Linked DNA regions of Homo sapiens: region 2 is linked to region 1. A link is an interaction called in ENCODE POLR2A ChIA-PET data of the cell type or tissue named here. Cell type or tissue: MCF 10A. All regions are shown on one strand.

Region 1 (2,500 bases):
GGGAGGGAGGGAAATAAAGATATCTTTTCTACTTTTTTTTTTTTTTTTTTTTTGGAGATGGAGTGTCGCTCTGTCACCCAGGCTAGAGTGCAGTGGCATGATCTCGGCTTACTGCAACCTCCATCTCTGGGGTTCAAGCAATTCTGCCTCAGCCTCCCAAGTAGCTGGGACTACAGGCGCACAGCAGCACACCCAGCTAATTTTTTGTATTTTAGTAGAGAAGGGGTTTCACTTTGTTGCCCAGGCTGGTCTCGAACTCCTGAGCTCAGGCAATCCGCCTGCCTGGGCATCCCAAAGTGCTGGGATTTCGGGCATGAGCCACCACACCCAGCAAGAAAGAAAGATATTTTTTCTTTTCTTCTTCTTTTTTTTTTGAGACGGAATTTCACTCTTGTTGCCCAGGCTGGAATGCAATGGCACCATCTCGGCTCACCGCAACCTCCACCTCCCAGGTTCAAGCGATTCTCCTGCCTCAGCCGGCTGAGTAGCTGGGATTCCAGGCATGCGCCACCACGCCTTGCTAATTTTGTATTTTTAGTAGAGACTGGGGTTTCTCCATGTTGGTCAGGCTGGTCTCGAACTCCCGACCTCAGGTGATCCGCCGCCTCGGCCTCCCAAAGTGCTGGGATTACAGGCGTGAGCCACTGCGCCCGGCCAAGAAAGATATCTTTTCTAAGGTGAAAGACAAGTTGCTGCAAGTTGCAGTACCTACCACAAAGAAAGAAGTACAATGGTCGGTAGGTTTTTTTATTTGGGAGGCAACATTGAGTATGCTGTTTTGACCCATCTGCAAAATCACCCAGAAGGCTGCATGCTTTGAGTGGAGACCAGAGCAAGAGAAGGCAATAGGGTAAGAGGAGGCTGCAGTAGAAGCTGCTCTTTTTTAAAATTTTTTTTTTTGAGACGAAGTCTCACTCTGTCGCCCAGGCTGGAGTGCAGGGGCACGATCTCAGCTCACTGCAACCTCCCAGGCTGGAGTGCAGTGGTGTGATATCAGCTCACTGCAACCTCCGCTTCCCGGTTTCAAGAGATTCTCCTGCCTCAGCTTCCCAAGTAGCTGGGACTACAGGCATGCGCCACCACACCCAGCTAATTTTTTATTTTTAGTAGAGACGGGGTTTCACCATGTTGGTCAGGCTGGTCTTGAACTGCTGACCTCAGGTGATCTGCCCGCCTCAGCCTCCCAAAGTGCTGGGATTACAGGAGTGAGCCACCACACCCAGCCAAAAATTTTTTTTTTTTTGAGTCGGAGTCTCACTCTGTCCCCTAGGCTGGAGTGCAGTGGCGCGATCTCGGCTCACTGCAAGCTGCGCCTCCCGGGTTCACACCATTCTCCTGCCTCAGCCTCCCGAGTAGCTGGGACTACAGGTGCCCACCACCACGCCCGGCTAATTTTTTGTATTTTTAGTAGAGACGGGGTTTCACCGTGTTAGCCAGGATGGGCTCGATTTCCTGACCTCGTGATCTGCCCATCTCGGCCTCCCAAAGTGCTGGGATTACAGGCGTTGAGCCACCGTGCCGGCTTTTGAAGCTGCTTTACCATTAACAAGGTCAGAGTCCTTCAACACTAACCTCTGTTGCATTGGTTCCTAGACTTCAAGCCAAACTTTTCCTCTGGCATGTTCCTTATGCCCAGTGAAATGAGGAAGAAACTTGGCTGGGCGTGGTGGCTCACGCCTGTAATCTCAACACTTTGGGAGGCTGAGGCAGGTGGATCACGAGGTCAGGAGTTTGAGACCATCCTGGCCAACATGGTGAAACCCCGTCTCTACTAAAAATACAAAAATTAGCTGGGCATGGTGGCAGGCACCTATAGTACCAGCTACTCGGGAGGCTGAGGCAGGAGAATCTCTTGAACCCAGAAGGTGGAGGGTGCAGTGAGCTGAGATCGCACCACTGCACTCCAGCCTGGCAACAAAGCGAGACTCCGTTTCAAAAAAAATAATTATAAACTTGAGCCTGGCTTACAGCTAGTCTGTACATCATGCTGGTACCGCTCGAAAGTGGACAATGGCAGCATTACAACCTCCCTTAGGGATGAACCTACAGGGCAGTGGTCAGAACTTCATGTAGGTCGGGTGTGGTGGTACACACCTGTAGTCCCAGCTACTGCGGAGGCTGAGGCGGGAGAATTGCTTCAACCTGGGAGGTGGAGGTTGCAGCGAGCTGAGATTGTGCCACCGCAACCTGCCTAAGCGACAGAGCGAGACTCTGTTTCAAAAAGAAAAAAGAGAATTTCATGCTGCACATTTAGTTGTCCAGTATGCCTGGAGGGAGAAGTGGCCAGAAGTATAGATCTATACTAATTTATGGGCAGTTGCTAATGGTTTGGGTGGATGGTCAAGTACGTGGAAGGAAGAAGATTGAAAGATTAATGACAAGGAAGCTTGGAGAGGCATATGGATGGGCCTCTCAGTCTCTGCACAGACTGTGAAGATATTTGTGTCCCATAGGAGTGCCCACCCAAGGGCAGCCACTGAAGTGAAAATTCCTTTTTTTT
Region 2 (2,500 bases), 120 kb after region 1:
TAAAATCTACCATTTTGATCATTTTTAAGTGTACAATTTTGATCATTAAGTGTACAATTCACTAATGTTAAGTGTTGTATAACCAATCTCCAGAACTTTTTCCTCTCCTAAAACACTCTATCCCCATTGGACAATTCCCTCTTTCCCTCTCCCCCAGGCTCTTGGCAACCACCATTCCACTGTCTGTCTCTAGGAATTTGACTGTTCTACCTCATATAAGTGAAATCGTCAGTATTTGACTGGCTTATTTCACTTACCCTAATGGCCCTCAGAGTTCATCTGTGTTGTTGCATGTGTCAGATCAAGACTAAATAAAATTCCAGGCCAGATGCAGTGGCTCACACCTGTAATCCCAGCACTTTGGGAGGCCGAGGTGGGTGGATCACCTGAGGTCAGGAGTTTGACACCAGCCTGGCCAACATGGTGAAACCCCATCTCTACTAAAAATACAAAAATAGCCAGGTGCAGTGGCAGGCACCTGTAATCCCAGCTACTTGGGAAGCTGAGGCGGGAGAGTCGCTTGAACCCAGGGGGCGGAGGTTGCAGTGAGCCGAGATCACACCACTGCATTCCATCCTGGGCAACAGAGTGAGACTCCATCGCAAAAATAAATAAATAAGCCGGGCATGGTGGCGGGAGCCTGTAATCCCAGCTACCCAGGAGGCTGAGGCAGGAGAATCACTTGAACCCAGGAGGCAGAGATTGCAGTGTGCCGAGATTGCGCCATGGCACTCCAGCCTGGGTGACAGAGTGAGACTGCATCTCCTCCCTCCCCCCAAAAAAAAGACTAAATAAAATAAAATTCCATTGTATGTATATGCAGCATTTTTCTTATCCATGTATCTGTTGATAGACACTTCCACCTTTTGGCTGTTGTGATTTATGCTGCTATGTTTCTGTTGTCTGTTTGTTTGTTTTTGAGACAGCATGTCGCTCTTTTGCCCAGGCTAGAGTGCAGTAATGTGATCATGGCTCACTGTAGCCTTAACCTCCTGGGCTCAAGCAGTCCTCCCACCTCAGCCTCCTGAGTAGCTGTGCCTCTAGGCACATGCCACCATATCTGGCTAATTTTTCTATTTTTTGTAGAGACAAGATTTCACCTGTTGCTCAGGTTGGTCTTGAACACCTGGGCTCAAGTGACCCACCCACCTCAGCCTCCCAAAGTGCTGGGATTACAGGCATGAGCCACCACGCCAGGCCTGATTTATGTTGCTACGAACGCAGGTGTGCAAATATCTCTCCAAGACCCTGTTTTGTGTTCTTTTGGGTATGTAAGCAGAAGTGGATTGCTGGGTCATATGGTAATTCTATTTTTCAGTGTTTGAGGAACTGCCATATTGTTTTCCACAGTGGCAGCACCGTTTTACATTCCCAGCAGTGTACCAGAGTTCCAGCAGTTTTTCCACATCCTCACACACACTGTTCTTCTCTTCCTCTTCCTCCCCCTCTTACTCCCTCCCCCTTCCCCTTCCCCTCCTCCTCCATCACCCAGGCTGGAATGCAGTAGTGTGATCATAGCTCACTGCAGCGTTCAAATTCCTGAGCTTAAGCAATCCTCCCACATTGCCTCCTAAGTAGATAGAACTATAGATGCACATTGCCACACCCAGCTAATTTAAAAAATATTTTTTCGTAGAGACAAGGTCTTGCTACATTGCCCAGGATGGTCTTGGACTACTGCCTTCAGGAGATCCTCCTGCCTCAGCCTCCCAAAGTGCTGGGATTACAGACACAAGCCACCATGCCCGGCCTCTTTTTTGTTGTTGTTCAATAGTAGCTGTTCTGGTGTTTGTCAGATGATATTTCATCAGGGTTCTGATACTGCGTTTTCCTAATGATTGGAGATGTCAAGTATCTTTTCATGTGCTTATTGGCCATTTGTATGTCTTTGGAGAAATGTTTGTTCAAGTCCTTTGCCCATTTTTGAATCAGGTTATTTGTGTTTTATTGTTGTTGAGTTGTTTAAAGACTTGTTAGTGGGTGTTTTCAAGCATACACAAAAAGTAGAGCCCTCAGTATCCATCACTGTGTCACTAGTTATCAACACTTTGCCAATCTTCTTCCCTGCCCTGCCCACACCTCTAAGTTTTTGTCCTGCACTATTTTAAAGTAAATCCCAGACATCAGATCTTTTATCCGTAATTATTTCAGACTGATTTCTAACAGAAGACTGTTTCAGAAGTATAAACCAATACAGTTATCACACCTAGCAAAATGAATTTTTTTTTTTTTTTTTTAAAGACAGGGTCTGGCTCTGTCACCCAGGCTGGAGTACAGTTGCGCAATCTCGGCTCACTGCAACCTCTGCCTCCCAGGCTCAGGTGACCCTCCCACTTCAGCCTCCCGAGTAGCTGGGACTACAGGCATGTACCACCATACATGGCTAATTTTTTTTTTTTTTTGTAGAGTCGAGGTCTCCCTATGTTGCCCAGGCTGGTCTCGAACTCCTGGGCTCAAGCGATCCTCCCACCTTGTCGTCTTCCCAAAGTGCTAGGATTAC

What was found. ChIA-PET counts read pairs that join two places held together with the same protein. Peaks named below come from ENCODE experiments on the same cell type or tissue, not always from the same donor. Only the 100,000 strongest peaks of a DNase experiment are listed, where the experiment ranks them.
Region 2: POLR2A ChIA-PET joins it to region 1 with 5 read pairs; 5 of 35 experiments call an interaction of 5 or more read pairs at or near these places.

Annotation. Positions count from the first base shown.
Region 1 is chr19:36,163,544-36,166,043 of GRCh38, reverse strand. No RefSeq gene overlaps it. Among named protein-coding and RNA genes, the nearest start is that of COX7A1, 12 kb to the right of the region's middle. In MCF 10A, no CTCF peak of the experiment used is centred here; no DNase peak of the experiment used is centred here.
Region 2 is chr19:36,041,050-36,043,549 of GRCh38, reverse strand. The region is part of intron 1 of THAP8 (THAP domain containing 8); the gene reads left to right. All of the region lies in intron 3 of LOC101927572 (a long non-coding RNA gene), which reads right to left. Among named protein-coding and RNA genes, the nearest start is that of CLIP3, 9.4 kb to the right of the region's middle. In MCF 10A, no CTCF peak of the experiment used is centred here; a DNase peak (open chromatin) is centred at 1,529.